Regions from separate parts of the Homo sapiens genome. Here all the other regions are linked to region 2. Evidence: chromatin loops called from intact Hi-C (ENCODE). Cell type or tissue: Panc1. All regions are shown on one strand. Links, peaks and the distances in the headings refer to the core of each region. The heading gives the core; the rest is flanking DNA. Region 1 overlaps LOC105377714 (a long non-coding RNA gene). Region 2 overlaps SLIT3 (slit guidance ligand 3). Region 3 overlaps SLIT3 (slit guidance ligand 3).

Region 1 (10,975 bases), core at 1,023-9,022, 560 kb before region 2:
TTAGCTGTTCTTCCTAATGCTCTCCTTCCCCTTACCCCACCCTCAATAGGCCCCAATGTGTTGTTCCCACCCATGTTCCTGTCCATGTGTTCTCATCATTTAGCCCCTGCTTATAAGTGAGAACATGCGGTGTTTGGTTAGTTTGCTGAGGATAACGGCTTTCAGCTCCATCCATGTCCCTGCAAAGGACATGATCTCATTCCTTTTTATGGCTGCATAGTATTCCATGGTGTATATATGCCATATTTTCTTTATCCAATCTATCATTGATGGACATTTGGGTTGATCCCATGTCTTTGCTATTGTGAATAGTGCTGTAAGGAACATAAGCATGCATGTATCTTTATAATAGCATGGTTTATATTCCTTTGGCTATATATACCTCATAATGGGATTGCTGGGTCAAATGATATATCTGCCTCTAGATCTTTGAGGAATAGCCACACTGTCTTCTACAATGGTTGAACCAACAGTGTAAAAGCATTCCTTTTTTTCCACAACCTCACCAGCATCTGTTGTTTTTTGACTTTTTAATGATAGCCATTCTGACTGGCATGAAATGGTATCTCATTGTGGTTTTCATTTACATTTCTCTAATGATCAGTGATGTTGAGCTATTTTTCATATGTTTGTTGGCTGCATATGTTGTCTTTTGAGAAGTGTCTTTTCATGTCCTTTGCCCACTTTTTAATGAGGTTGTTTTTTTTCTTGTAAATTTAAGTTCCCTGTAGACTCTGAATATCAAACCTTTGTCAGATGAATAGATTGCAAAATTTTTCTCTCATTCTGCAGGTTGTCTGTTCACCCTGATGATAGTTTCTTTTGCTGTGCAGAAGCTCTTTAGTTTAATTAGATCCCATTTGTCAATTTTTCCTTTTGTTGCAATTGCTTTTGGTGTTTTCATCATGAAATCCTTGCCCATGCCTATGTCCTGAATGGTATTGACTAGATTTTCTTCTACGGTTTTTATAGTTTTGGATTTTACATTCAAGTCTTTAATCCATCTTGAGTTAATTTTTGTATAAGGTGTAAGGAAGGGGTCCAGTTTCAGTTTTCTGCATATGGCTAGTCAGTTCTCCCGGCACCATTTATTAAATAGGGAATCCTTTCCCCATTGCTTGTTTTTGTCAGGTTTGTCGAAGATCAGATGGTTGTACATGTGCAGTCTTATTTCTGAGTTATCTATTCTGTTCCATTGGACTATGTGTCTGTTTTTGTACTAGTACCATGCTGTTTTGGTTACTGTAGCCTCTTAGTATAGTTTGAAGTCAGGTAGTGTAATGCCTTCAGCTTTGTTCTTTTTCCTTAGGATTGTCTTGGCTATGCGGGCTCTTTTTTTGGTTCCATATGAAATTTAAAATAGTTTATTCCAATTCTGTGAAGAAAGTCAATGGTAGCTTGATGGGGATAGCATTGAATCTATAAATTACATTGGGCAGTATGGCCATTTTCATGATATTGATTCTATCCACGTGCATGGAATATTTTTCCACTTGTTTGTGTCCTCTCTGATTTCATTGAGCAGTGGTTTGTAGTTTTCCTTGAAGAGGTCCTTCACTTCCCTTGTAAAAATATGGAATGCTTCATGAATTTGCATGTCATCCTTGTGCAGGGACCATGCTAGTCTTCTCTGTATTGTTTCAGTTTTAATATATGTGCTGCCAAAGCGAGCACCCCTAGTCTTTTTAAATGCTACATGATAGTAGGTTCAAAATAGCAACCATGCTAACATGAATTGTGTACCTGTTATGTCAGGCAGTGTTCTGGCTCTTTAAGAGTGGTACCTCATTTAATTTTCACAGCAAAACTCTACAAAGAAGAAAATCTTATCATCTTCTTTTTACATTTGAGGGAAACAGAATCACTGAGAAGCTAAGCAATTTGACCAAGGTCACACAGCTAGTAAGCAGTGGAACTGAGCTATGAACCCAAGCAGGCGAATTCTGGAGGCTTCGTTCCACTTTGCTCCTAATATAAACATACCATAATTTATTTAATATTCCCTTGTTCTTGGATACTTAAGTTACTCCAATTTGATTATTATAAATAATGTTGCACTGGAAATCTTTGTTTATGGCAAGTGTCCATCTGCAAATATTTCTGTAAGATAGAGCCCTAAAAATGCATTCTCTGGGTCAAAAGACATGCGCATTGCACAGTGTTATCATTCAGGTAAGAGGAGGCCTATTGCATTAGGTTAATTATTTACCTTGACCATGACTGAATTCAGAGCATGGTATAACAGGTATGTCTTCAGGACTTGAGAAATGCCTGAGCCCTCAAACCCAGTTTATCTTTTATACCGTGATCTCATTCTTTGTTTCCCGGACTCTCCAATACTCCTCCCCTGATTTGTCTCTGAGAAGGAGTTTGCTAGTCCAGATGTTGCTATGACCCAAATTACTGTTTATTTCGTTTGTATTTGACTTGTCTTATAATGGTGCAATTAGCATGCCTAGGAAGTCCTTTTGCCCAGGGGATTGGGAGTAGGGACCAGAGTTCTCTCTCACTGGGACCTCCTCAGGTTTTGTTGGTTGAATCCTAATAGTGCTGTTGGTTATGCTTTTTCTTGTGGTCACAAGAACATGAACACATCTTCTCTATCTTATTTTGTTTATTCAAAGATGTCATCAACTTATACTTTTTTTCCTAAAATTTTAAACTTTACTCATTTTGCTTTTACTAGTCTTACTATGTTTTTCCCTTCCACTGCAACATATTCACTTTTTGAGCAATATTGAAACTCAACATAGATGTCATTTGTTCAAGGTCACACATATCTATATTAAGTGCCTCATTTAGATGGGTGCCTTAACTGGGTACAGACAGCTAAAATATCTGAACAGTGAAGTATTTTTATCTTGATTTGCTGTAAATGCAAGCAGAAATTCATATCTGGGTGCCTTAGGCATGGAGTGAAAAGGGGATATGTTACCGAGTGTTATTTAATATGAACACTTCTCTTTCTTGGGAACCAGTTGAGAGTCCTCACCTGGATATACAAAGGGACCATTTTTGTGAGACCCTGACTCCATGATAATTTTCAGAGAAAACAGAATTTGAGCTTGTAGGTAGAATTGTATTCTGCTTTCCTAGAAAATATTCTTTCTATTTATACCTCAATAACAATCTATGCTTTACTGGATCTTTAATGAATATTTGATACTGCATTTTGTTCTTTGTCCTTTAGGCAAACTGATATAGAATGTCTAAATCAGGTGTTTAAGAGAAATTCAGTTACAAGCCTCCTTTCATTTTTACATCCACCCTACAACTTAGTCAAATACATTTTTTCCTGTATTTTAACTCTCCATTGCCTATTTAACTAATGACCTTTCTCACCCTCCACAAAGATGGAAATTAATTCAAAAGTCTTATCACTGAGTTAAAGTCAATTTCTGCAATATAACTTTGACCTCTTTATAGATTCTTGTGAGTCTCCCCCATGAAAATCTTCCCTGCTCATGAGACAAGGGGGTTATGAGGACAAGTCTTCTCACCCGAAGGGGGCTCTGCCAGTGAGCAGTGAGTGCAGTAAAGTGAGTTGCAGTCAGATGTGAACCAGCAGTGGAGATGTTGAGGGGTCTCCCGAAAATAGTATCTTCTGTTATCACCAAGTCTGCCATCACACAGAATAAGCCACTCAGGCATTTCGAGTTCTGGAGCATTTCCCAGATATATTCCATCTCTTCTGCTCTCCTTTTTGGTAGGAAATGCACAAGGTTAAGTAAACAAAGCACAAAGGCAGGCTGCCCGTGGACAATAAACTAGAGGGGGTAAGTGAAAGTTCTTGCATTTGTTGATTAGATTTGAGACACATAATCTGTTTTCTATTAAAATATGATGTCCTAGCAAAAGCATTTCTGGGGAAAAAACACTAGACAAAATACTAACAAAGATGTATCTATTTTAGTTGAAAAGTCTACCTTATACTCTCTTGGCCAACCAGCTGTCGTTAGATTGATTAATTGGAAAAGGTGAAATATGTATATCATCTAGTTTCTATTTAAGTTTCCAACATTTCCCTTTTTACTGATAATTAAAACATCATTTGAGTCTGTACTTTGAACTTATTTACACCTGATTCCTGAGACCTCCTATTTTCCACAGTAATAAGTACCTTGATAAAAGCTAAGTTCACTATCCTCCTCCTGCTCGTTGTCATATGACAGCACATTCTCACTGAGGAAAAGAATGTTTTGATGTTGTAAGCATCTCTGAATTTTCATAGCTCTGCCTTGCAGTTTCCATATGTTCTAAAAATGCATGGAAATTTCCATAGGAGACACTAAACCTGCCCATCACTTTGGTGTAATGGGCAAGTAGACTTTGTGGAAACTGTTTCCTTACAGAATTCATAGTTTGAAAAATATATCTCACTTCCCTGTGGGATTTGATTAAGTGGAAGGAAGGTACAACACATCTCTTACCACTATTGACATCATAAGGTAAATTAATTATATTCATGAGTCACTCTTAGTACAATCTAGCCAAATCACAGAGATGTCTGAATAGTTCTAACTATAGCCACCATGAGGTTTCATTTGAAGTCACTGCTGCATATTTACAAATAAATACATTTTTGCTGGGTTACCTCTGGAAAATATTATTAAATGGGGAAGGAGCTTGTCTGAGATGAATTCCTTTGAGCAGGAGAACATATTGAAACTACTGTGAATTCTGAATTGGTAGTATTTTTTAGGCTAAGGTCCATCTAAACAGAGATTCCTAGTTCATTTAAGTGTGAGATGTTATGATGAAGTTATTGGTTTCTTCGACTATTCTATTGAAAGAAAGGGGAGAATTTAAAACATATATGGAATTGCTTTATTTTTTGAGACTGTGTCTATACTAGAATGAGATTGACTTCATGAGCTCCATATAAAAATCACCTTCAGCTTCCTGCTATTGAATGCAGCACCATCCTGAACTTGAGACAGCACCATCCTGAACTTGAGACAGCACCATCCTGAACTTGAGACACGGCAACTTATTGCTGCCGTGACATTTTGCTGATCCCAGGCTCCCTTGCTCCAGCTGCTGACTAGGAATCCTCCTGGAGTAGCCTGATCCTGTGGGACCATGAGTGAAGAGCCCACCTAACGCTAAGGATCGTCTCTGCCTGGAATGCTAGACAGACAGACTCTACGACCAGACTGGGAACCTTTAGATATTAGTTCAAGCTTGGATCTAGGCTGACTTTCCCACATTCTTTTAGGCTTCCAATATTGGTAGCCTAAAGTAATGAGCCTCTAGTCTTGGAAGCCAGGTCTAGAGTCAGTTAATTCTCTGAGTCCTGGTCCTATCTATCCCCACTTTCCTTTTCTATCTACCAGCCTATGACATTGGCAGACATCACTGGAATTATAACAGACATGTGCTCAGAAAAGGAAAAAAGACAAATGAACTTGAATATGAGATCTCAAACAACTAGATAGGCAAATCTATTTTAATAATCTCCCAAAGTAAATCTAATGAACTATTGTCTAAGTATCATCTTCTGTTAAGAGTTTTATATATTGTCCTCCTTTTTATTTGAAAGGATAATGGAGAGCTGGTTAGATTTCCAGATGTATTACAATGAGTGGTTAAGTTATAAGCCACTGGATGTCACTCTTAGGCTATGCAAGTGTAGCTAGCTGCAGTGGAGATTTTCCAGAGTAAACTGAAGGTAGAGAGTTACAGGAGATAGCCGGGGATAGAAACCAATTGAACTGTTTGGATAGGTACATTTGAAATGTCAGTGAATTACAGCAAAGTTTACCCTTAGGTTCCTATATATTTTCTCTAGACTCATTTCTCAATGGCAGTTAAACAGGACTAATAATCAGAGAAAAATCCCCTTAGCACCAAAAAGCCAAAAAGGCATTCATTTATCCATTCAATACCTCCATTAATCACATGCTATAAGCAGGGTATTGGGCTAATGAACTATGGGATTACAAGAAAAAGTGAATTCATAGCATGCATACATTTAACTTACTGGAATTCAACTATGGCAAAAAAATGAAAGAAAAATAATATAAATATTGTAGGAAATTCTGCCTGTTATTTCACTCAATGAATTTGTGCCTCGGAGTAATTGTACCTACTGTCTGTCTCTCAGCCTTAAGCCCAGGCTTTTATACTCTGCTCTGTGACACTGGAGGCAGGAATCTGCAGACTGCATTTCCCAGACTTTTTTGCTATCTAGCTTCTGGTTAGGTTCTGCCGACTGGAGGCACTGGCAGGAAATCAGAGGGTGATAGGAGGGTAGAAGGATGCTCTTTCTGTTTTCAGTTCTGGTCGAAGTCCTTCCATCAGTAGCACTCAAGTAGGACTCCAGCTTATTTTAGCATTTCCAGCATTAGTTCCACAGTGGCTCCTTCAGAGGTACCAGTAGGAACTGCCACGTTCCCTCTTAGCACTCACCACTGGAGTCCAAGTAGCAATCACGTGACATCTCCTCAGAGGTTGCTGAGCCAGCTGTGCAGTGACACATTGGTGGTTGGAAAATCTGCTCTGTGGAGACCCTTCCCCCAAGAAATGGTGTCCTGGTAACACTATTTACTCTTTTTTAATCTTCCAGCCCTAAGAATCCTAGCTGCTTTCTATACTACAAATACCAGAGGTACCTGAACACCATTTTTTGTTTGTTTTTTTTTCTTTTTCTCTTTCAGCCCTCCAGACTCTGTATAACTGATCTCCTATATTAAATCACCTCTGTTTGAAACACTTGGCATGATTTCTGTTTCTGTTTTCCTGATGGGATCCTGACTGCAGTAAGAATGAGATGAGAGGCCAGGAACACGCCTGTAACCTCAGCACTTTGGGAGGCTGAGGCAGGTGGATCAGTTGAGGTCAGGAGTTTGAGACGAGCCTGGCCAACATGGTGAAACCCTATCTCTACTAAAAATACAAAAATTAGCCAGGTGTGGTGGCATGCACCTGTAGTCCCAGCTACTAGGGAGACAGGCAGGAGAATTGCTGGAACCCAGAAGGCGGAAGTTGCAGTGAGCCAAGATCGCGCCACTGCACTGTATCCAGCCTGGGCAACAGAGTGAGACTCCATCTCAAAAGAAAAAGAAAAAAAAAAAAGCATGAGATGAGAGACAGCAATGTTCTCTTTTCTTATCCAGTATCACACTTTGTGTACCTTTCATGGTTGAGACATCTCGTAACACTCATGTTTATATTTATATTTTCAAACAATATAAGCCTACTCACCAGCCAACTGGTTGTCAACCAAAACCAGTAGAATGTAAAGCTTCATAAAAATAAAGGATTTAATGATACACTGGCCTGTTCCAGCACTGAGAGAAAACTGGCCATGTTGGACTTAATGACCCATGGTTGTCAAATTGCCCCTTTCTAAGAAATTTCCAAGGATGATTTGGCCAGATAAGACTTTTGCCTTATATTGCTTTATAAACTGAAACTTTAATAACGATGTTTCCATAGCATACTCTTGCAAAGATGAGCAAGACCAGAGTTATTTCCTTCAAAAGCTCTCCAACTAGTAGAAGACATAAGGCATGTGCAAACAGAAAATGCATGGCAACATTTGATGGGAGCAAAACACACAAGGACCAACCCATTTGTCACCAGTTAGTAGTGAGAGTTTACGAAATAGGTTGGAAGAGGAGGAAAACATGATGCACTGGTTCTGCTACAGACTTCATTCACTGGCTTGCTCAGAGCAAGAAATGATCATTATTTCAATTTTAAAGACCTATTTGGAAGAAGATGCTTGCCTGATCATGAACCGTTGCTTAATATATAACTTGTCTTCTCCAGGTATATGTCAATGCCATTTTATTTTATTTTTCTCAATGGCCATGGAGAATACAGGTTTACTTCTTCAAGGACTCTCAATAATACACTCTTTAAAGGTTTAATACATTCGTGTTAATTTTTTGTTTTGTGCTGGGTTTCTTTTTCAGTGTGTTTATTTCCTTTCCTCTTCCTAGAAAACGTGATTATATTCCTTAGTTCCAAGTTCTATCAGCCCTAATTCTTCATGTCTCGCTTCTGGAGTTGATGAAATAATCACTCTCTTTTTAGCATAGAACACCAGCATAAGAAAGGCAAGAAAAGGGACCTTCCAGCTATAGTGCTGGGACCATCAGTCCATGGGAGCTTTTGAATCTCAGTATGTTTCATCTTACCAGGTCATCCACCTCTGAAGGTGGTGACTCACTAGGGTGAGAGATGACTTACTGATGAGGCTGTCTTCACAAGTTCTCATTTGAAGTGGCTTTTGAAGAATAAGGAGTAGATGTGGGAGGGGATTAGCAGTCAACTCTTTTCTTCCATTATTAAATATTTTGGAATTCAGCACTTTTTAAAATATATATTTGCCTAAAATTCTTAAGGATTCATTTAAAAGAGAGGAGCAAGAAGAAAAGAAAGAAGTTTGAAGCTGAAGAGAAAATACTTGTTGCCCTTTTTCCTCATGGTTTGAGCTTATTTGAACAGTTTTTGTCCTGCCATGTGACTTAGCTTAAGGAATTTTTTGCTGGTTTAGGACAGTAATGGGGATGTAGAACAAATTTTCCCTGAAAATGCCCCTCCTATTTCTTTGAACTATATCAAAGTACACTCCATCCATAATTCTATGCATTTATTTCCTCTTTTCATGGCAACTCGTTCCAGATGAATGTGACAACCTGATAGGTACCAATACAATGGAAGTAATAAGCTTATTTAAAACGGATTTTACTTTTCCCTAAAACAAAATATCTATGTAACTATAGCTTGCTAAGTAGAATGCAAAGCTTTTTTTTTTTTTGTAAAATGAAGGATCTAATGAGATACTGATATGTTTTGAATATTGGTCCATGAGATTGCTGGAAGAACTTGGCTGCCTTACAACATTACGTTATAGACAAACTTCAGCATGGAGTAATATAATTCATATACACCTTAATGGGAACCTCCTGGCTCTGACTCACAGCAAGAAATAAAGCCAAATACTCCAATCTGTGGTGCTTATTCAAGTTTCTGCATTTAAATCTGGAGTCATATTTAGTTTGTATTTATTTTCTGAAGTGAATGATATTGTGGTGGCCAGGATTCCAGGTATGATTAGGGGATGCCTCACCTTACAAAAAAGGTCAATATTAGATTTTCAGAAGGTAAGCGAGAAGAGAGACTTCATTTTCAGACAGAAAAGACATGGGCAAGAGCCCATAGACAGCAATCCAATGGGGGAGTTTAGCTTTATTTGAAAGTCATCTAAGCAGGGTGTGTGAAGGAGGCAAATGTGAGGTTATAAAAAAAAAAAGCAAAAAATAATTAAGAAGGCTAAATCTTAGCTTGCAGCACCTAGAATATAACTATCTAAAAGAATTGCAGATTTGCCATCAATTAAATAAAAATGTCAAGTCAGCTGTTGTTATCATTTGGGTTAGACAATTGGTTGATTAGTCATTTTGCTATCTTATAAAATGAAACTGGGAGAAAAAGTTTAATGTTAGTCATATCTATGTAATATGGTTAAATTGCTTTAGGACAATGAAATTAATATGCTTTACTATCCCCACAACTGATTGTGTTAAGGGTCGTTTGATCCACAGTGATGCAGCAAAATTCTGTTTTTGAGACAGGCCTCCATGGCTGGTTCAACTGTAGTCATTTTAGTTGTGAAAACACAGTTTCAGTCTCCATGACCTAACTAATACACATGGTTGAGGCAATTGTCCGAGTACTCTAATTCAGAGAAAACATTGGCTTTTCTGGAAATTACCTGGGTCATCTGACATGTGTTTTGCTTAAACTAGTTCAATAATTTTTCCAATTCTCTACTTTGGCCAGAAAGATACAATCTACAATGCCTGGACACAAAATATAAACTATATATGGGGAATTTTCTTAACTATAGGGCTTTAAATAGTTTTTTTTTTTTTTCTGAGCTGACAGGTGCAGTCTCACCTGAAAGTAGAAAAAAAATAGTTGATGTAGTTCTATGTTGCATTGAGGGTGCAGTGGGATGAAACAACAGAGATGTGTAGCTCCTCTGAATCAGGAACCAGAATGCCAGAACAGTAGCTTCGCAGTGAGACTTACAGATACGAGATCTTCCATACCAATGGTTTTCAAACGTTTCACTAACCATTCTATTCAATAATCAGGATTTCACTAATGTAGAAAAAAATCTATTTTCTAAACAGGGACATGTATATGATTAGAGTAGGAATTGCAAACTTAAATGCCGAGACAAGACGGCTAAATTAAATGACTAGGTGTAAGGTAATATGGAGTGGTGGAGACTATGGCAAACAGGAGAATTCATGTCCCATATAAAGGTGACAGCCATTACTCAGCTTCAGCCCAATTGATACCATGTGCAGATATGTCCCAGCCCTGCCAAATAATCCATTTTTTAACATGTCAGAAATCTAGATCTTTATATGAAATTTCCCAATGTTTAAATGCTGGCAGTCTCTTGGAGCTTGAGGCAGCCAATTAATAACAACATCCTCCTTCTCCTCTTTGTTCATTATGAATTAAGAAATGACACAGGAGTAAGACAGATGGAGATCAAGATGTCAGCATTATTACTGATAAAACTGATTGGAGAACAATGCTGCAATCTCTAGCCAAAATATATTTTCTAATTACCGCTCTCAGAAGAAATCTTTGGTATGCAGAACAGCCTTGTCAGGGGAGAAAGGGTAAAAAAAGAGAAATCATCGTGCTCTCAGATTGTTAATAACTTTACCCAATAAAGAAAGGACTAATGAATGTTGGAAATAACCTCCTACCCATCAGGGAGAGAGTTCAGAGAGCTCCTAGAGTAGAAATTCCCCCTACTTCAAACCACCACACTACTACATACACGAGAATAACGCAAAGATTTTGCAGGTTTGGTTACAGACCACTCCAATAAAACAAATATCATAATACAGCATATCACGTGAATTTTTTGATTTCCCAATGCTAATAAAAGTTATGCTTACACTATAATGTAGTCTATTAAGTATGCAATAGCATT
Region 2 (10,975 bases), core at 1,489-9,488:
CAGGACCCCAGGCCTTCCTTTCCAACCTGACCAGAGAACTTTTGCTTCCATTTTTATGCTGTGGTTCTGCACACAGCTCCATTCAACAGAAGGTTCCCCTGCTTTAAAAAAGAGTTTGAAGACCCTTGGCCGAGGTAGAGGCTCTATTCAATCTATAATTCTATTTACAAGACAAAAATAAATAACCTATTTATAAATCCAGCTTAATTAGCCCTCGCATAAAGTAAAAGTAAACCTCAGCAGAATTCTACAGGATTCGGTCATCATAATTCTTTCTCCTCCTTCAGATGTAGTTGAGGGTCCTTGCGTCTGTCATTAAGCTCCTCACTCCCCATTCATAAGGCTGCCTTGTACTTTTTGAAGGATTTCCACAGACTCCTTGGCTGGGAGCGTGAGCAACCTCAAAAAACCTTCACCAGCCCGTATGAAGTGTCTGACTAAAACGCAGGAGGTCATTCTCTTTTCTGCCAGGGGCAGCTTCTCAAACACAGAAGGGTGGCTCAGGAGAGGGGGTGGGGCAGGGGCCAAGTCCAATGGCAAAGGCAATGGCTTTGGGCCAAAGGGTAAAAATGCTTGTTTTCAGGAAAATTAGAAAAATTTGCCTGAGGCAGGTCCCACTTACACACTGAGTTCTTATATGGGCCCTTTTATATTGCTGTTTACTTTGCTTTTTAAATTAAAAAATCAGTGCCTGCCAGTCAGGGGGCCTCTCCGGCCCTGAAAGGGTCTGCCGTTGCCCCCACCCCAGCTCCCCACCCCAGGCTCCTGGGTCAGAGACTGATGGGAATTGGGCGTCAAGAGGGAAATGTGTGGGTTAGAGGCGAATGTGGAGTCTGGGCTGTTTTTCTGTATGGTAATGGACAAGCCAGGGTGGCCATTCTGAGACAGGCACTTTCTCCTCTCCAGTCTCTGGGGTAGGCCTTTGAAAACAATTGCCAGCCAGAATGACTGAAAGAATTTTCCTGGGGATCCTGAGCAAAACCTCTGAGAGAAGGGGGAGGCTTTCCCTCGTCCTCCCTGATAGATCCCCAGGGCACTGCATTCCCCAGGCTGGCATTTCCCCACTCCTGCCTACAGGTTTGCTGCTGGGGGTGGTGGGGGCAGTGGGGAGGCCAACATGGGAAGCCACTGTTTGTGATGCCTGTGACTCAGCCCAGCTTCTAGAGGGCTGTGGCCCACACAGCACCTGGGGCTCCCGTGTCCCCTCCCAAGCCTGGGGCTGTAGGCTCTCCACCTGCTTCCCAGCCAGGCAGGTGACTGCCCCATGCTGGTGAGAGCTGAGGCCTTGGAGCAATTCAGACTCTATTCCTACCACTTCCTCCTTTGGAGGCCTCTGAGCCTCAGTGTTCTTAGCTCAAAAATGGGATTACAACTACAATTTGCTTGATAAGGTTTTTGGAAGGACAAAAAAAGAGACAATCTTTATGAAACCCCCCAGTTCAGAGTCCTTGGCACATCATAACCACTCCCCAAAACATTAGCTATTATGAGTTACTATAGTTAGATATTCTTGATGGGAAGCAAGTGCTTCTAGTATAGTATCTAATAAGAGCACCTCCCAGCGGTGCCAGTTGCTAGCTGTGTGATGTCAGATAAATTCCTTTACCTTTCTGACCTTCACTTTCCCCCTTCACAGAATGAAGATGACCATTCCCATCCCACAAGGTGACAGTGGCCCAATGAAAGCAGCAAATGCAAACAAGTACTTAGTGCAGGGTCTGGCACTTGGCAAACAGGCAATAAATGATAGCTGCTGTTACTCGTGGCAGCTGTCGTGTGGCATTCTCCAAGGACAACATAATGTTATTGGGTTTTGTTTTTCTCTAAGACCTCCCTGGAGCGTGTTCTTGCAGACTGACCCAGCAGTCAGCTGAGGGACATTACTAACCCACCCAAGAGGGACAGGACCTGCCTGAGGTCCCTGTACCTGCACACAACTCCATTCGACAGAAGGTTCCCCTGCTTTTAAAAAGAGTTTGAAGACCCCTGGCTGATGTAGAGGCTCTATTCAACCTATAATTCTATTTACAGGACAAAAATAAATAACCTCTCTGGGTCCCCTTCACTCTCCCTTTAGAATGATGCTGTTTTGACACTGGGCTGGGGCAGGGAGATAATTGTTTTAAATTTTTTTATTCTCATCAAGTTTGAGAGAATGCTTTTAAGGCTGTGAGGTGGTCATGAAAGGTAGAGTGAGAGGTGAAGCCCGCCATGTGAAAGTGAAATAGAATTGAGAAGATCTCACGGGATCTGAATCACTTCAAACAAACAAACGTTTAGCATTCAAACAAAGGCTTTCTGTAAAGGTTTTAGAGCTGGGGCTGGAGTTTCTTACCCTGTCCCACCCTCACCCTTCTCTGTGACTCTCTCCTTTGTTGACTGGGGATGCAGGGAAGAGAGGAGAGATTGTGGGAAGAGAAGGTGGCTCGTGGCTATGCTTTGCAAGGCTGCAATTGCCAAGGGTGCAAGATGGACATCCTGATGGACCCTGATGTAGAAATCTTGCCTCAGTTGGACTGTAGTGAGTTCATTAGACAATCCCATCCTCTCTCACATCTTCAGGGGAATGGAACTAGGAATCTGCCAGCTTGGCCTGAGAAGAGGGCCCTGTCCTGAACCCACATGAATAGCAGGATAGGCGGCCGTGGAACTTTGATGGCTGAACCTGGACTTTCTTGTTTACTCAGCTTAACCTCTTGACTATAATGTGCCAACTACATATTTATTCACAGAACTGTTAGAGATAAAAGGGACCTCAGGGGACATTCAACCTGGCCCCTTCACTTTGCAGAAAACGGAAATGAAACTTCAGATGGGTGAATAACTTGTTCAGGTCCCATCCTGGTTTCTGGCATCATTGGGGTGAAAATCCAGATCTCTGAGCTGATTTTCTACGTTTCTTGTTCATTCTCTCTGATCTTCTCGTTTTAGGGTGGCTATGGGAACAGTGACTACCAATTACTTTCCTGGGTCTTTGCCCTGCTTTGCACTAGTTTGTGCCTGCATTTTCCATTCTGGTGGATGTTGGTTACCACTCAGATTTGCCTCACTCTTTTAGGATACAACTAGTTCGCGCTTTAGAACTTTCAGAATTACATTAGATGCAGAGATGTTAGCTGGAACTTGTCACCTCACATTCTCCCTCTGCTCGGGCTCTCCTCCTTACCCCAAAGAGCGAGACAAGTGTGGCAAATCCCACCTGAAAGTTTGCTGCAAGTCTCCTGCTGTGTTTTCAGCAAATTCATTTCAGGTGGCTGTGCCTAAGTTTGCAGCTCATCTTCTATTTTGTAGAAGAATCACTTGGGTGGTTCCTTCCTCTCATAGGTGCTTTCCTTCCCTGTCAAGTTTGTTTTGGAAACCAACTTTTTAAACTTTTTGTTACTAATAAGAATTTTGTTTTGTGGGAATTCCTAACCGAAAACAAAACAAAAGATCATTTCCTAAGGATGTATGCTTACCATATTCCGTCTTGTATGGATTTGCCTGCTTTTCATGTCTTTGCAAAAGAGGCATTCTTTCTGTTCTGTTCTGCAAGGCTCCTGTATTTGGTGTAGCTTTCTAATAAAATACTTGAATTCAGTGGTGTGTCTCTGAGGCAAATTAATTTAGTGCCATGGTTGAGACTGAAGATGTAAATGTCCAATAACATTGAGAGCAGGAGTTTGCTTTAGCAGGATTTGTTAATGAAAGTACATCCAGAAACTTTCACTTTCTGCAGTGAACAGTGAGGACAAATGCTGGCCTGGCTGAGATGGGGAGAGTGGTGTGCCAAGGAGATCCCAGGAGAGAGATGCTGATTCTTTTCTCTGGAGGCAAAACCCAGGAAGGCTTTCGAGGCTCAATTCTAGTGCTGCCTGCCCCTGGGGGGGGGTCTCCTAGTTGATTCTCCTCCAGTGTGCCAAAGTGAGATCCGTGAAGATTTTCCATCCAGGTGAAATTTAAATCCCACCCATTCACCCTTTTATATAACGTATGCATGTTAATTGCATCCCTAAGTATTTGGTTGGAAGTTTGCTTTAAGTTAGATCTCGCAGTCTTCCTGAGTTCTGCCCTGTTTTGCTATTTCCCAGAAGCTCTTTTGAGGGAACGTCCAGGAAGCCACACACCCTCCTTCTATACCCTGCAGCTCCAAGTGGTCGGGAGCCCTTGGAAAGAGCTGAGAGTTAGACTCAAGGATCTGGGTCCTTCCCTGCCAGCCCAGCCATGTGACCTGGGCAAGACCATTCTACTCTCCCCATCATGCAGGATCTGAGTGTTGTCTGTGTTCCCTTCCAAATATAAAATTATGGAATTGTAGGACTTTGGGAAATTGCATGTCCACAATTTCTTTTTCCATGGGAAAAAAAGGGAAACCATATCTATGGAGTTACAGTGGAGATGTAGCAGAGATGCCCTAGAGCGAGCAACCATCTGTGTTTGCCTAGCACGGAAGGATTTTCCAGGACACAGGGCTTCCCGTTTTAAAACCCAGAAAGTCTCAGACAAAATGGTCACCATAGGTGCACATATGGTCCATTCACCAGACTCCCTGACACCTTAATACAGGTGCAGGATGGCGAAGCCCAGCCTAGGGAGGTTTCTAAACCCCGCAGGCTTTCTGATGGAGTGTGGCTGAAAGAAAGGGGGAGACAGGTGCCAGCCACATTCCCTAGAAGAGAACACCTTAATGTGCAGTTGACTTGTTTGATCTGCTTCAGCTGTGACACAGTGGTCCCATGTGTACAGGTAGTGCACTCACAGAAAATGGAACCAGGGGCCTATGAGGATATTCAGTCCCCCCACCTACCTAACACCGAAAAAGAAGTCATCTATATATTCCATAAGAAATCATTTCGTTCTTTCCCGTTCTGGAAATAAAAGCTTCCTCCATAATGGGTGGGCTGCCACCTTGTGGCCATGAGTGGGAATGTGGGAAAGTACAGGTAACCACAGAGGACTAAATGCCTCTGGGTTTAAATCAATTCGGTTCCTATAGGGTACGAGGCAGTGAGCTAGATGCTTGTGTGGCTAAGACTATCATTATGTTACCAAGGGTAGAGCTTTACTGTGTGCATGTGATAAATACGCTTAGCAGTTTGCATGTAGTATCTCCTATAGTGTGCTTAACAACCCTGACAGGCAGGAATCATCACCATTTTACAGATGAGGAAACTGACACTCAGAGGTTAAGTACATTTTTAAGGTGACACAGCAAAGAGCTAGGATTTGAAACCAGGATTGGCTGGCCCTAAAGCTCATGGTCTGGACCACTAGGCTATACTGCTAGAGAGATTAGCGTGAATAGAAAAATAGGACCACATAGATAGTCTGGGTGGGAGAAATAGGTCATTGTGAATATGTGGGAGAGATTAACTTGGTGAACATAAAGGAAGAATGCAAAGCAGGGAGTGACTCTGACATCAAAAGCAGTGGAATCCAGAGTAAAGAGGGAGAGAGAACTAGAGTTGTCAGGATTCCAGGTTAAGGGGAAGGTGGGATTTGAAGTAGCTGTTGAAGGATGGATAGGAATCAGATCAACAGAGAGAGCTACAGCTTAGTGACCATTAATAAGCTGGCCAAGTCCGTGTTTGATAAATATTAGCCTTCTTTTATTTTTTGAGATGGAATCTCGCTCTGTTGCCCAGGCTGGAGTGCAGTGGCATGATCTCAGCTCACTGCAACCTCTGCCTCCCGGGTTCAAGCGATTCTCCTGCCTCAGCCTCCTGAGTACCTGGGATTAAAGGTGCGTGCCACCACGCCCGGCTAAATATTAGCCTTTGTAAACAATGTGTATATCATGAGTTAAACCCACACTAAAGGCTTTTTATATATGTATCTCATTAATGTGCAAAGGCCCTGCAAGGTCTTTGTTGTTATGACCCCCATTTTATAGGTGAGGAATCTAAGCAGTAGAGAGGTGGTCACTCACCCATGGTCACATTCATAATAAAGGAGTCACAATGTGAACCCACGTCCTTCTGACTCCAAGCCTGTGCTAAAACTGCTTGTGGTGGAGAAAACTCCCACTAGCACAGGAAGGGAGGGCCATGCTCACAGCATGCCTGGATGGTCCAGGTCATGCAAGTTATGATAAAGGAGAGAGCGTGCAGGGGTGGGATGGACGAGGACACTGAGAATGGAGATGGGGGCCTGGATGCTGATGTTTTCGCTGATAAATATGTTGAAGCCTCTCCCTGCAGCTACCAATGTACCAATGTGAGCTGAAAAGCATCATGGTACCCAAAGGGAGAGGAGGGCTATGGAGGCCATGTAAGAAGGGCGCCACCGTCCAAATATTTCCTTTCCCTTATCTACACCACTGGGAAGTGCGGTGCATGGCTCCTTCACAAACTGACCGATCTCAAGTGGGTTAATTCTCCCCTTTTGGCCTCCATTTCATCATCTATCATATAGGGATCGTGATTTTTGCCCTACGTCATGAAATTTGCCTACTTAGCATCTAGCACTGTCAGGGAATTGGGAGAACCAGACGTAAGAAAAGACATGAAAGAACTGAAAAGTATGAGGTATATTACATATTCTGATTTTGTAAACTGAATGCATATGCCTTTTGAGAAGACTCAGTGTCAGCCCCTTATAGAAGGCATTTCTTCGTGAGGCTGGACGTTTCATTTGAAAAGCCTTACTACATGATGAAGTGCCTTTCAGTCACAAGGTTTTAGGGAAAGCAAACCCAAGTTTAAAAAGAGATGATTGACTTATGGGTCTGAAAAGCTTGGGAGTGCGGCACTCCCAGGCATGATTTAACCAGGGGTTCAAATACAACCACCATACTCTGTCTCTGTATCTCTCTTCCTACCCCCCGCCATCATCCCTCCTTTCCTTCTCTTGTTTTTTCTGCATTGGCTCCATTTGCAGAGAGGAGCCCTCTCCTCACTGTAGCAAGACGGCCACCACAGCTGCAAACCTCACAGCCTCCCGGTTCAAGGTGAGTCTTTGTCCCTGCATTCCTGTGAGCACATCTGCTCCCATTGGCTACAGCATGGTCACGGGACAGAGAATGAGAAATGCTAATTGCCTTAGCCCAGACCACATGCTGCGCCCACCATGCATAGGAACTGAAATTAGGGAGGAGTGGACCTGCAAATAAAAATGAGGGCTGTTGCAGTAAAACACAGGGAAAGAAGTGCTGGGAAGGCAAGCAGTCAACCACTCAGTTGTTCCCATGCACCATGATTGCTTTTCTCCTTGGTTTGTCATCACCAGGACACAGACTCCCCTTGCCGGAAGCAAAGCCTTTGCATCTGGTTTGCTCCACGGCAGTTCAGAGATTGCTGAAGCCCAATCTCATATGACGATCCAAGATCTTAGGAAGTCCAGAAAAATGGGCAGGATAACCTTGGAAGCCAAGATGGCATATTCGTGGCTCAGTTCAGATGGTACAAGGAACTAGGTCCTGACTCCTGGGCTAGTTGTGGAAAAAGTTCAAGCGATCTTTAGGTTCAGTTTAATTCCCCACCCAGGAATTGAACTCTTCCTGCAAGGTGCAAAGCCCAGGGTGGCCACGGAAGGAACTCTGAACATCCCTGATCTTAGAGAATTCATGTCTAGTAGAGAACACAGTTGGGGGTCAAGTAATTGTCATTCTAAGAAATGGCCTGAAAATTTTAGATGACTCCCTTACCGGTTTCTTGTTGCTTTCCTCTTAGCATTTCTCTCCTATGTGTGATATTTCTGGATCATTACTTCTCAAAGTTTATTATTATAATCACCTGGATGCTTGAAAGTGCAGAAATAGAGGTCTTACTTTAGACCTCCTGATTCAGAATGGGAGGTGCAGAGAGCAGCAATCTGGTGTTTAACAAGCAGCCTGGGTTGATAAGGCCACTAAAGTTTGGGATGTTTTTCTGTGATGTATCCATTTTTCCTGTAACTCACAGTTTAACACTTAACTGATAATCAGCCTTATATTACATTTGTTTGCCTCTAAATTCTGAAAGTAGCCCATTAAAGCATAGAAAACAGTGTAAAAGGGGCCCTTCTCCTTGGAAAAGTAGGGCACAAGTGGTTTTCAGAGTTACCCTGACATTTTCACAGCAAGAGGTCATTAGGCCCCATGCAGCCTCACCTTGATATTTCAGTGGGGCTGGAAAAAGCTTTCCCCTGTTGTTGGTCTTATACAGACAGCTTGGAGGCCCTTAACTTCACAATGATCAGAGGCGATAATGGTTAAAAGACAAAGTGAGCCAAAAGAGAGGGTATTGACAGGAAGCATGCCAGGTGACTTAATTGAATTTGGGCAATTCAGATGGGGTAGCTGGTTCTCATTTAGGAAATGCAGATTGAATAACCAGTTCTCTTGTTAAAGAGGGCGATGCAATTTGAGGAGCTCTGCATCAGGCACCGACGGGCCCAGCCAGTCCCCACATTGAGTTCTTGCCCCTACCCGTGCTCACCAGCACTTTAATTTACTTGAGATTTGCTTTTCCTTCCTCCTTTGAAAATTTCTAAAGTTCTATCATTATTTTTAATTTTATGGTACTCAGTTTCAAAATCAAGTAATATTCTAGTTTGTTGCAAGTACATTTTACAGTATTTATATTAATACTTATTTTATCCATTATTTTTCCATTAAAAAAAATATATATATATTTTGAGACAGGGTTTCTCTCTCTCACCCAGGCTGGAATCCAGTGGCATGATCATAGCTCACTGCAGCCTCAACCTCCTGGGCTCAAGCAGTCCTCCCACCTCAGCCTCCCAAAGTGATGGGATTACAGGCGTGAGCCAGGCCTCTCTTTTCTTTTCTAGCCTCCTTTTAAGATAGTAATGATGTCTTAATGTCATTTTAACCTAAGACTCAAATTTGGGGAGTTTGGTTCTTTTGAGAAAGGAAGAATTTGCTGTGATTTCTCTGCTCGTATCATACCTCCAAAAACCTTTTGGAAATAGATTATACTGTTTTAAATAAGTACATAATTATAACAGCTAATGTTTACTGTGCACCAAGCACTGTTCTAAATGCTTTATAATTTAATTTTTATTTACCATAATAGCAGGAGTTAGGCTCCCCCATTTTGCACATGAGGAAATTGAGGCACAGAGCCACTTATGTGATTTTGCTCGGGGCTCACAGCTTAGAACAGAGCAAAGAATGGACATCAGCCTCTGCCCTTCTCCACCACTGTGTGCTACCACCCCAAAAGAATCTTAGCTGCGGAGAAACCAGACATCAAAGTCCCACTGAGGATTTGTGATATTTCTGATGAAGAAGATATTTTCTCCCATCCTAGGGGAACGGATTGCAGGGCTTAGGTGAAGAAAACTGTAGCACTAACTTGCTACTGATTTATGTGAAAAGATAAATTGGCACCAGACAGGGAAATCCCTGGCTTTAGGTGATCTTGGGGAGTTTACCTGGGGGATAAAGCTTGTGAGATCTCTACAAAGTGAGATGCATTTTATTGTATAGAAAGTGATGTTTTGATCCCTAAGTTTTCTGGAGCCAGTAGATATCAGGAAATCTGACTTAGCCTTTTGACATTCAAATCCATCTTGAATGAGAATGGCAATGTGGCTTGAGACAGGAGCATCAATTCATCCAGGTCTTCAGGTCAGCAGTATGACCCCTTCTTGCCTTTCAGTTTTAACTATTCCATGACTTCAATAACATGGGAAAATACATGATTATTCTTTCTCAAAAGAAACTAAAAATGTTTCAGTGAAATTACAAGGCAACAAGGGACCATGGGGATAATGATTGTGTTTGAAATAAGGTCTCAGAGCCAGTACAACAGGAGTCCCTCGGCATAAAATAACAAGATTACACTCCAGAAATATCTCAATCCATTAACCCTCCATCAGTTTAGTCCAAAGAGATTCTTACAAGGCCCTGATGATCCTTCGAAGCACCACTCAGCTAGAGTTTTAGTTCAGAGACAAGGCTGTACCCCAAATGTCAGCTCTAGTCCACTCTTGATTGTCTTAATTAATAAAAACTTTGTGAGGACTAAGCCCATGAGTCACAGGCCCAAACCTACTTAGTGCTTCTCCAATTATGTGTGGAGATGGATTTTTTTCTTAAAAGACTGCAACCTATAGACTAATACATTTGTAAAATACTATAAAAATAACTTACTAGAAAAATGAAATAAAGATATTGTTTTAGTCTGTTTTCTATTGCTTATAACAAAATACCTGGAGTTGGTTAATTTGTAAGACATTAAATGTATTTCCTTCAGTTCTGGAGGCTGGGAAGTCCAAGGTCAAGGGGGTGCATCTGGTGAGAACCTTCTTGTTGTTCAAGACTCTCTGAAGGGTCCTTAGGTGGCACAGGGTATCACATGGAGAGAGAGCTGAGTGTGCTAGCTCAAGTCTCTCTTCCTCTTCTTATAAAGCCACCAGTCCCACTCCTATGATAACCTGTTAATGTATTAATCCATGAATCATCTCTCAAAGGCCCCATCTCTCCATACTGCCACACTGGGAATTTCAACATGAGTTGTGGACAGGACAAAAACCATAGCAGATATACAGAATAGAAGCACAAATATTTAATTATTAGATTACACAGGCATAAAATTACATTTCAAAAAATATCAGAATGCACATAATTAGAAGAAAGGAAAGAATTACAAATCTGTGCATGTGGGTCATGGAAAGTGTGGTGGTTAATATCATATATAGGTGGTTAATATCATGTACACAAATGCAGCAACGTCACATTGCTATCATCATTTTTAGATACTCTCAACTTCAGTGTTTATGTCTTCAGGGACCTGTAATCAACAGTTCATGGACTGGCAATGATCACCTAAGAGTTAATGGGACTCCATTCTTAGCCTTCAGTGCCCTTAAACATCCAGGCTCCTAGAAGTTTCTTGGGAAACCAGATGTCTTTGATACAATAAGCCAAGACTCTAAGAATAATGTGCTTTACATTAATTCAAACCATTTATCAGAGGAATATGAGAGCAGATGCTGTATTTTAGAATTCAGACATGGAGTTATTGATCAAAGAAGAAATTAAGACTTA
Region 3 (10,975 bases), core at 1,867-9,866, 210 kb before region 2:
CTGCTCTACCCTCAAATTATTTATAGAATTTGACTACTTCTTAACACCTCTGCGGCTGTTATCCTGGTAGCAGGGTAAAGAGCATTCCCAGAGAAGGGAAGAGCATGTGCAAAAACTCTGATCCGGGGAAAGCTGCAAGAGTAGAAAATCTCAAAAGAGATCCAGGAGTGATTCTTGAATCTGGGGAGTTGTCTGCTTTCTTGGCCGCATTGTGAGATGTCATGGGGAAGAGGTCACTATAGGGATGCAGCTTTGGTGATTGCCAAGTGGTCTGACTGCCTGAAATGGATCTGGCCAGCTCTGAAGTTATAAATGACTATTAACTTGCATGTACATTATTATCTGCTGTGTGTGTGTGTGTGTGTGTGTGTGTGTGTGTGTGTGCACATTCACATGCACGCATAAATATGTGCTTTCTTCCACCCTAGATATGTTTTCTTGGAGTCTGAGCCCTAGTGTACTAATATATACCCTTGTACAATCTTCTGGGGCTCCCCAGAGACCCATGCCCTTGACTTTAGTCCTAGATAAAGCAACCTATTGGCTACGGCCTCTGGGGTTCCCCTGCATTGTTCTGGGCAAAATTTACTTAGGCCTGTGAGTCAGCCATCCTGGAACTAGAGGACTCACAGTGCCTTTTGGCCCATTCTCTGCAGAACCAGTGATTTTCCACCTCTGTGTAGACAGGACTCTTGTCCATCTTCTCCCTCACCCCCTTCGTTTCTCCTGAAATCAAGATCTTCTGGATGCAGGGGCATTTGTGGGCATCAGGGGCATATGGGAGTAGCCAGGGCAGGGGTCAGAGGCAAGGCAGGCTCAGGCCATTATGTACTCTACATTTCCCTAACAGCCATGTCATTGGAGAAAAAGTAATCCAATGTGAGGTACAGGAAAGGTCAAAAGAGATTGTTTGGTATGTGTGTGTTGCGGGCAGGGGTGGGGTGGGGGGGCTTTGTGCTTGTTTTCTTTTCATACTTGAGTCCTGAGCTGGATCTCAGTAGGATGTGATCCTGACCAAGCTCCCAGAGTTCTCTATAACCACATAAATAGGGCAAGGATTTCCTGAGACTCTCATAGCCTTCTTCTGAAACCAGAGAGGCATGGCCGGCAAATATTCCTTGTTTCTATCCTCCCTGCTGGGATTATTGGGCATCCTTCTGTCAACCAAGGCTCCAAAAAGTTAGAGAAGCAGAATGGCAAGGGGGTTAAAATCACAGGTTTTAGTGTCCAAGAGACCTCTGTTCAAGCCTTAAGTTTGGGCTGTGTGGTTTTGGAAAAGCTACATAACCTTGCTGTGCCTCAGTTTCCTTATCTTAATGACTGTAACAGTGTCTGCTTCAAGAGTTTCTTTAAGGACGAAGTGAGATAATACAGATAAAACACCTAACACAACACTTAGCTCATAGTAGTAAGTGCCCTATGTGAACATAAAAAAGGAAGGAAGGATGGATAGATGGACAAGGACAGAGATTTTTATTTTATTTTATTTTATTTATTTATTTTTGAAATAGGCTCTTGTTCTGTTGCATAGGCTGGAGTGCAGTGGGATGATCTTGGCTCACTGCAACCTCCACCTCCCAAGCTTAAGCAATCCTCCCACCCAGCCTCCTGAGTAGCTGTGACTATAGGTGTGTGGCACCATGCTCAGCTAATTCTTTGGATTTTTTGTAGAGATGAGGTTTCACTATATTTCCCAGGCTGCTCTCAAACTTCTGGACTCAAGCAATCCTCCTGCTTTGGCCTCCCAAAGTGCCAGGACTGTAGGCATGAGACACTGCACCTGGCTGACAAAGAGATCTGTGCTGTTTTGATGCTTAAGGCATACTGGTGGTTAAGATAGTCCTCAACAAAATATCCAAGTGTTCCTGTAGATTTCCCAGCTTCCTTTGCAGCTAGGTTTGTGCCATGTGACTAGTTCTGGCCAATCATGTGAGAAGTGGTATGAGTCACTGCTGGGTCAAGGGAGTTAAGAGCTGATGTACTTCCTCCTTCCTTCTCTTCCCCTGGCACAGCAGCCTTGGAGGCCACATGTTCTCTAAGGTATCATACCATATGGAACAAACCCTTTATGTGAGTGTGGAATAAGTGTTTATTGTGTTAACCCACTGAGATTTTGGAGTTCATTTGTTATTGCCTTGCTGACTGATATAGTCATCTATGAAGGAGAAATAAATCTCCTGAATTTCCAACCTCTTGGGACATCTAGGGACAATTATACTGATAATAACAGTAGCTGTAACAGCTACCACTTATTGAGCCCTTGAGAAACATTGCAAAGCCCTTTACAGATGTTAAACCATTCAGCCCTCTCAGATATCCCATGAGGTACATGTTTTGCTATTACATAATAATTGTGTTCCTAAAATAATCTTTAGGTTATTTTTTAAAAGGGTTCTTGCAAACATCTTCAGTGAGGGTAAAAAAAACTGCTTAGGGATCAGAATTTTAAAGTATGACCACAAACTTCTTTCTCCTATAGAAATGTCAAAAATAAAGGGGTTTTTAATTGCTATTAGGACTTTCAGAACTTACAAACTAAAAAATAACTGATTTCAAAACTGATGTAAGCCAGCCTAAATGTCATTGATCAAATACTGAATACCATGGAAGACAAATCTCAGGTCAACTTGCAGCTAAGCCATCAAAATAAATTGTGGGTTGGTCCACACTTACTATAAGGAAGCTCCATTATATCTCAATGAAGCTGCTTGTCCCTCCAAAAAAGGGAAGCCTCAAAGGCAAAGAATAGCATCATTCAACTAAAATGGCCCTGGGTATTGAGTCTGTAAGCCATTAGACTTTCCTGCCCCACATATGGGGACCATTCCTGATCATGACACTGGTATAAACCAACAACCATCACAAATTAGCTTCCTTGCTGAATTGCTCAGATTACATCCAGTTTGCATTATGAAAATTTGCATAGCAGGAAAAAAAAAGCCTGAATTGGCTGTTAGACAGGTGAGGAAACCAAGGAAGTAAGAGGCCTTCAGTGACTACAGTAAACAACTAGTGGGAACAGCCCCAGATCAAGGATCTCTACTCTTTTGACTCTCCAGAGTTCAAGTTTTTTGCCCCCGATTTATAGTGACATCTGTACATCTTCATAGTTGATGATGTCATCTCTGAACTGATGTTTGAGGCCTGTGAAGTTTGGTTCTGCCCTTGCCCGGAGTCTGTAGTCATCATCCCTGGCGCTTGCTGGCCTGGAGCAGCAGCTGGCAGGAAGCATTGTCCCTCTCCCTCTCTCCATTGGGGGTGACTTGGAGCTTTTGCACTAGATAACAAAGCTGCTTGGGTTCTTGTTGTTGAGACATGTGAGTGTTTCTGAAAGTACCAGTAGACGGAGAAAGAATTCAGGCTGCCTAAGAAGCTGCCTGGGGAAGGGGAAACAATTGAGTTCATTACTAAAGCAAGCAGTCCTGGTGACCTGTAGGGGTTAGCACACTTTGACTTTCTTCCTCCCTCGGGCCTGATTGGGCAGCTGACAGCCCACAGCTCCCTGAGGAAAGGAGGGGATTTGATGTGCAGTGGGCCATGCCCAGGCCCTAGTGGCCCCTCACCCCTTCCCTTTCCTGAGGGAGGGGAAGTAGTGACCCCTTCGCCCTGCTCACCTTGCTTGTCAGTGAGGTTGATACCTCTGAAAGCTGAGTCTCTAAGAAGTTTCTGAATGATGAAGACAGACTCAGGTAGGCAGGCCCTCTGGGAGCCCTGTTTACCCTCACACAGTGTGACTTCCCGGATCAGCAGGGCTATTGATTCATCAGGCTCCCCTAGCTGGCCTTTCCTACCTTTTGATTTATTCATGAAATTCAGCAGGCCCTTCTGGAAGGTTCTTTGTGTGCCTGATGCTGTGTTGGCTACTGTTGGGACGCAAAGGACTTTTTAGTTGTATTTCCCACCCTTAGTCCTTGAAACTTAGATGATAAGACAGTTTATAATGAAGGGCTAAATTAAGAATTCTCACTACACATAGTAGGTAAGAGCACAGGCTTAGCAGCAGGCACCTGGGTTCAAGTCCCACCAACTATCACGTTGGTCAAGCTTGACTTTGGGCAAGTTCTTAACCTTCTTAGGCCAGTATTTCCTAAATATAGGGATGCTAAGAGCACTGGCCTCCAAACGTTTCCATGGAGATTAAATGAGGTAGTGCATGTAAAGTGCTCAGTACAATGCCTGGCTCATGGTTTTAGTATTATTACTAACTACTGCTATTAGCTGTCAAAACATATTTGAGAGATTTCAGCATTGCAGAAATCCTGAATCTAAACACACCACCTTCCGCACAGTGTTCCTCCCTTCTCTATTCCTCTCATTAGGGATTGGTAATTTGACTGATCAGTTACCCCACCTGGAGCGACTTTTCATACCCGCACTCCTGTAACTCCCTGAATCCTCACGTACATCCTGTCACAAAACCCAGCCGATTATACCTCACTTCTCTCTCCTACACTTCAGCCACACTGTTATCCTTAACCAGGTCTTCACGCAGAGACCAATCCTCACGTACATCCTGTCACAAAACCCAGCCGATTATACCTCACCTCTCTCTCCTACACTTCAGCTGCACTGTTATCCTTAATTAGGTCTTCATGCAGAGACACTAGTTACCCAAGAACACTTTTAACTGGTTTTCCTGCTTCCGATTTCAACCTCCTCCAAACTGGGCTTACTGCTACTCAGGAGACATGTGTATATGTATGTATGTGTGTGTGTGTGTGTGTGTATTTATATATATATATATAAATATACACACATATGTGTGTGTGTGTGTGTGTGTGTATAGTTTGTTTGTTTGTTTTTTGAGTTGGAGTCTTGCTCTGTTGCCCAGGCTGGCTTGCAGTGGTGTGATCTCAGCTCACCACAACCTCTGCCTCCTGGGTTCAAGTGATTCTCCTGCCTAAGCCTCCCGAGTAGCGGGGATTACAGATGTGCATCCCCATGCCAAGCTAATTTTTATATTTTTAGTAGAGACGGGGTTTCACCATGTTGGCCAGGCTGGTCTCGAGCTCCTGACCTCGTGATCTGCCCACCTTGGCCTCCCAAAGTGCTGGGATTACAGGCATGAGCCACCACGCCCGGCCAGGAGAACTTTTTAAAATTCAAACCAGATTATCACTCCCTTGCTCAAACCCTTTCTCTGGCTCCCTCTTACTATCTGTAAAAAGCCAAACCCAAATTCTTTATTATGGATAAAAAGGCCCTTTGTGGTATGACTGCTGCCTAGTTGTACACCTTCATCACTTGTGTTCGCAGGTCACCTCTGTGTTCTAGCAGTGCAAGCCTGCTTCCCAAATGCTCCTGTCTCCTGGCCCTCCATGGAGTACAGAGCACATACTGCTCTCTCAGTCTAGAAGTCTCCACCTCTGTCTCCTAAAGAGTTCTAGTCATCCTTTAAAACTAAACTCAAAACCATCTTCCTTGGGAAGCCTTCTTTTAACAAGGACTGGGTTAGCTGCTGCTCCATTGTGTTCCCACGACACCTTCGCTTTCAAGAACATGGCAATTTTTTGTTTTCAGGTCTGTCTTCTTCACTAGCATATGACATTTTTAAAAGAAGGGGCTGTATCTTATTCATTTTTGTATGTTCATATTGAAAAACTGGAGAAATGAAAGAATGGATGGATGGGTAAATGGTGGTTGGACGGATGAGTGAATGCTTGGGTAGATGGGTTGGTTGATGCATAGATGGATGGTGGTTGGATGTACAGATAAATGAACAGTTGGATGGATGAATGGTTGAATGGATACATGGATGGGTTCGATGAAGTGGCAAAAACTTCTATTTATATCTTACACCCAGGTACATCTAGAAAGGCCTTTAGTGGTTCCACAAAGACAAGGGCCTATTTCTTAGTGCTTCTCAATTCAGGCTGAAAAGCAGTATGGCTTTGCAACTCAGCAGCCAGTTGGTTTTTTTTTTACCTTTATGCTCCCCATTGTTGCATCAGGAAAGCTGAGGAGTTTTGATCTTAGTGGGAGAGGGAATACCTAGGAAGGCCTTATCCTGTCATTGCCCTGGCCCACATCTCATTTGCTGACTTCCTCAGTTCTGTCCTCATATGAGTTCCATTCAGTCCTGTTCTCCATTCAGTAATCATGGATTTACTTCCAGCTTGAACTATGGCAGGAGATCTCCACCTCTGGACCCAGAGTAACAGAACAGCAGATGGCATGAGTGTACCATGGCCAATAGCCACTGTCTGCACCCGGCACTTACCTGTTTATCAGGAGAACAGCATGTCTCATTCTGTTCATTTTCCTGTTGAGGGGCTGCTTTCACAGAAGCCACATGGGAAGTGTACCTTATGCAGCTTGGAGCCTTCATCATCTTTTCAAGGAAGACTTTCCAGGCCCATATTTACTCAGTAAATATGAGTAAATCCTGGAGTTACCTGGAAATACAGTATCTAGCTCCTTCTGATATTGAGAACCAGCAGGCGACCTGCTCGAGCTTAAGTGGAAAGGTCCCAAGGCTTTTGGGAGCAGAGCCCCACCCATCTGTCCCAGAATCCTCATTCAGGGTTTATGAAGCAGTGGGCAGCACACAATTGGCTAAATTTAGTTATATTTTTATTTTTGTCCAGCCACAAATACCGGCAAAAAACTGAAAATGATTCCTTCCCTTCCAGGAGCCTTGGAGCCAAGCTGGTTTTATTTTTAGCTTCAACTCTGGTTTAGGGTTTTCAGCAAACCGAACACCCTACTCACTGAAGACAGCAGCAAGCTGGGTTTTAGGATTTTTGCCTGGAATGGAGTGTTGGTTCTCTGAATATAACTCTTAAAAGACTTTGTACAGTTGTGACAATAGAGGGTGGTTCCAGACAGACCCACATAGAGACTCAGTTCTTGCCTTAGGGACCTCCAAGAGAGTTCCTTTCCAGGGAAGGCAATGTACACAGGGTGGTTCATTGCCTTGGATGGGTTGGAGGAAGTGGCAACTCTGGATGAAAAGAAACAGAAAAATTAAGAAAGGGAAAGGGAGAGGGAGCTGTTGTTTATTGAAAGGCTTTGAGTAGCATGGTGGTTCAGAACTAGAGCTCTGGAGTCTGACCGACTGGGTGCAAATCCTGCCACTACCACTTCCTGACATTGTGGCCTTGGGGATGGCTTGACCTCCCCAGGCTTCAGGTTCATTCTGTATGAGACAGGATTAATAATGACACCTACCATGAGCACTGCTGCAGTTATGATCCTGCCTGTGTAGCACGTGGCATGGCGTTTGACATGCATGTAGAACTCAATCCATACCATTATCATCACTGTTGTCATGCTCTTATTGCAGTGCTGAACGCTTGCGTAGACACTGTGTCATTTAAGACTCACTGTAACCCATTTTGCAGATCTGAAACTGAGGTCCAAAGGGCTAGATAGCTTGCTTCAGATCCCACAGCAAGAGCACAATATAGCCAGACCTGTGCCCAGCCCCGGTGAATCCCACATACATCACATCAAGCCTTCTCCAGTTCCAACGGCTTCCACCTGTTATCGCTGAGTACATGGGAACTACTCAAAACATAAAAATAGATGTTGCCTCATCCTCCTCTTCCTGGAGTCCCCCTCTTTTTTTTTTTCTACTTTAGTGATGGGAACACACAAAAAGCAGATACTGGCAGTGGTCAAAGAGCACCAGGCAAAATCAGAGACAGACAGTGGAACGGTGATTGCCAGGGGCTGGGAGAAGGAGGGATGGGGAGTTGTTGTTCAACAGGGACAGAATTTCGGTTTTGCAAGATGAAAAAGTTCTGGAGATTAGTTGTTCAATGATGTGAATATACTCAACGCTACTGAACTAACTACACTTTTAGTGTACAGTTTTTTTATTGCTAAGAAGATAAATCTCATGATATGTGATTTTACTGCAATTTTTTAAAAATAAAAAGCACTGGGGTAAGAGTCAGGCTTCCCTCAGCCGGGCACGGTGACTCACTCCTGTAATTCCAGCACTTTGGGAGGCTGAGGTGGGCGGATCACTTGAGGTCAGAAGTTTGAGAACAGTCGGGCCAACATGGTGAAAACCGTCTCTACTAAAAATACAAAAATTAGCCAGGCATGGTGGTGTGTACCTGTAATCTCAGCTACTCGGTAGGCGGAGGTGGGGGAATCACTTGAACCTGGGACATGGAGGTTGCAGCGAGCCGAGATTGCACCATTGCACTCCAGCCTGGGCAACATAGCGAGACTCCGTCTCAAACAAAACAAAACAAGAGTCAGCCCCAGTGGTGGCCAGGGAATTAGAGCTTATCTTATCCAACTTTCCAGCCTTTCCTCCTTGCCTCCTCCTCATCAGGAGTCTCGTGGATGGCTTCCCTGCCCAGTGCTTACCCACTCGCTGCATGGCTGTCAGGCTGAGTAGCACCCTCTTGACAGTGGGCTTATTATATGTGAAGTCTTCAATGCTTCTCTATCACATGCTTTGTCCTGCTTGACCTCCTTCTAGTCGCTCATCCCTCTAAAGTTGTTGTCCATAGACCTAGGAAGAAAGGGGGGAAATGGGAGCAAAATCCCAAATAGGAAATCATGTCTGCTTGGTGGCAGGGGAAGGGGGCCAGGGCTTTGGGGCCAGGAGCTAGGGAGAAGCTCACCTTTTCTATTCCTTAGTTAGCTTTAGCTCTCAGATGGGGATCATATAGTTACATCATGTAATAGGCCATACTCAATTCACTCTAAGTAGAAAAATTCATCCAGGCTATGAACTGCTCTTTGGCTCTGAAAGATTCTGGGGGACTGTGGGGTGTATGCTTTAATCATGGTTTGGGTGGCTTCCTGTTTCCCTTGCTAGGCTGTGTCAACTCACTAGGGCAGAGGGGCATGGGGCTAGCATGCAGCAGGGCGTCTCTCTTGGCCCAGTGCTCCGAAGAAAGCAGCCTTCATGGAGATCATAATGATGGCTCTGTGTCACTTAAAAACTCAGGTAGCCTTTCTGTGGGTGTTTAGCATTGACCATGCTTAAGAGAAACTGGCTCCGTTGGCCAACATCCAATGTGAGCCATCCCTACTGGGCAGATTTTGCCACAAGCCATACCTCATGCCCAGACCTTGGTCCCTGACCCAGGGCCTACTTCTCCACCTCCAGGGATGGTGATAAGGGTCTACAATACTGTTAGGGGCCCATGAAAATGTTTTAATTTCTTCTAATATTGGAAGACAAAAATGAACTTTTGGGTAGAAATGTTATGTAATAATATATTTGCATTTATACCGACATAGTTATAAAATGTAATATTAAAAAAAAATTTGATGTAGAAAGCAGCCCACAAAGGCAAAATTGCCAAGGACCCACAAAACTCACAATGGAATCCTACTCTGGTCCACAGAGCCAAGATGGCCAGAATTCCATTTTGTTCCTCAGTCCAAGGTGATCTGCCATGCCCTCTTCTTTGTTCCTGAAGCAACTACTATCTGCTCCCACAATCACTGTTTAGGATCCTGAATATTTCCTCTGATATTTCATTTAAGGTTTCTTTTTCTTCTTTTTTTTTTTTTTTTTTTTTTTTTTTTTGAGACAGAGTCTTGCTCTGTCGCCAGGCTGGAGTGCAGTGGCACGATCTCAGCTCACTGCAACCTCTGCCTCCTGGGTTCAAGCGATTCTCCTGCCTCAGCCTCCCAAGTAGCTGGGACTACAGGCATGCAGCACGATGCCCAGCTAATTTTTTTGTATTTTTATTAGAAACGGGGTTTCACCATGTTGCCCAATGATGGTCTCGATCTCTTGACCTCATGATCTGCCTGCCTCAGCCTCTCAAAGTACTGGGATTACAGGCGTAAGCCACCGTGCCTGGCCCATTTATGTTTTTAGGTGTGTATTTCACATGCCAGTTTCATCACTCAGTAATAGCTACACGAAGCTCATGGTGAGAAAAGTTCAAAAGTCTTGTCTGGAGTCCATGGGAAGGAATATTGTGATCCATTAGTGATGTCTCTCCAAGACTGATGGAGGTGTGGCAGCACAGCGCATGTGCTGTATTTTTACTTTTGACTGACCTTTGCTTTGCATTCCCAACCTGACTCTAAGCCCCGCCAACAGGGAATATACCTTACATGTGTTGAGCAGCCCATACTGAAAGACGTAGAGAGTCTCTTAATGCCTATTGATTGATTGACTGATTGATTAAAGTGGTATCTGAATACGTTTGATCTGGTTTAATGTCCCCTTGACATCCTTCCATTCTCTTTCCTCTTTAGGCGCCTGAACAAGAATAAGCTGCAAGTCCTTCCAGAATTGCTTTTCCAGAGCACGCCGAAGCTCACCAGACTGTGAGTAGAGTTGCCTTGTGTTCTCTACCTTGTGCCTTGCCTGGCTTGGGTGATGTGGAGGATGTGGTTTGTGGAGCGCCGTGCCGTGTGGAGCTTGGCAGTTAGGCCCTGACATAGAGACTTGGAGCAGGGCTTTGACATGACGTCTACCCCCAACAAACACTTCCAGGCCTGACTTCTTGCTCCTTCTCTCAGACATCAGCGGCTTGCATGACCAGTGAGGACTAGTGATGTGTGGTAGTCCATCGTTGCCTTGCAAGGAGGGAGGCGATGCTTCCATGGATTGTGGGTCTGAACTTACTTCAGGTAAATTCCCTGAGGTGGGGTTTGAGATAGGTTTATTCACACGAGACTGTCAGTGGTCTCAGAAGGCAACGGTTTGGACCGAACATGGCAACCTCATCACCTTGCTGGTTGAAGCAGCTCCTGCCTTTTTCCCACTTCCTAGCGCTGCCAGTCTAGGAACCCTGGGTCTGGGGGTTTATGATTTTGTGGGAAAAGGAAGAAATGTGTTGAATTTTGCTTTATTCTCTTCAGAGATCCAGGGTAAAATGAGGAGAGGGGAGAGTTGGAGATACTTCTATTTATTCAGTGGGAGAATTTGGAAGCCCAGGAGCTGGAGTTGCAGGTGAGGGTGGAGACTGTGATTCATGTATTGTAGATGTCAGGCAAGTGCTAATTAAATTATCGACAGTGAACCTGAAATCATGCTGGCAGT

Evidence for each region. Peaks named below come from ENCODE experiments on the same cell type or tissue, not always from the same donor. Only the 100,000 strongest peaks of a DNase experiment are listed, where the experiment ranks them.
Region 1: it touches region 2 in a loop (7-fold over the local background); 48 of 110 quality-filtered maps call a loop at or near these places.
Region 3: a loop joins it to region 2, with 13 times the contacts of the local background. A loop is called at or near these places in 44 of 110 quality-filtered maps.

Annotation. Positions count from the first base shown.
Region 1 is chr5:169,543,148-169,554,122 of GRCh38, reverse strand. All of the region lies in intron 2 of LOC105377714 (a long non-coding RNA gene), which reads left to right. The region is part of intron 3 of LOC105377715 (a long non-coding RNA gene); the gene reads right to left. It also overlaps the pseudogene RNU6-477P. Among named protein-coding and RNA genes, the nearest start is that of SPDL1, 35 kb to the left of the region's middle. In Panc1, for the core only: CTCF peaks have their summits at 5,396 and 5,608 (motif pointing right); a DNase peak (open chromatin) is centred at 5,652; H3K27ac peaks cover 3,574 bases.
Region 2 is chr5:168,981,670-168,992,644 of GRCh38, reverse strand. All of the region lies in intron 4 of SLIT3 (slit guidance ligand 3), which reads left to right. Among named protein-coding and RNA genes, the nearest start is that of SLIT3-AS1, 26 kb to the left of the region's middle. RefSeq lists an enhancer at 7,819-8,400. In Panc1, for the core only: CTCF peaks have their summits at 4,662 and 4,892 (motif pointing left); a DNase peak (open chromatin) is centred at 4,894; H3K4me3 peaks cover 210 bases; H3K27ac peaks cover 2,047 bases.
Region 3 is chr5:169,192,761-169,203,735 of GRCh38, reverse strand. SLIT3 (slit guidance ligand 3) reads left to right here. Exons shown (of 36, transcript NM_003062.4): 4 at 10,186-10,257. Among named protein-coding and RNA genes, the nearest start is that of MIR585, 65 kb to the left of the region's middle. In Panc1, for the core only: CTCF peaks have their summits at 5,992 and 6,199; a DNase peak (open chromatin) is centred at 6,116.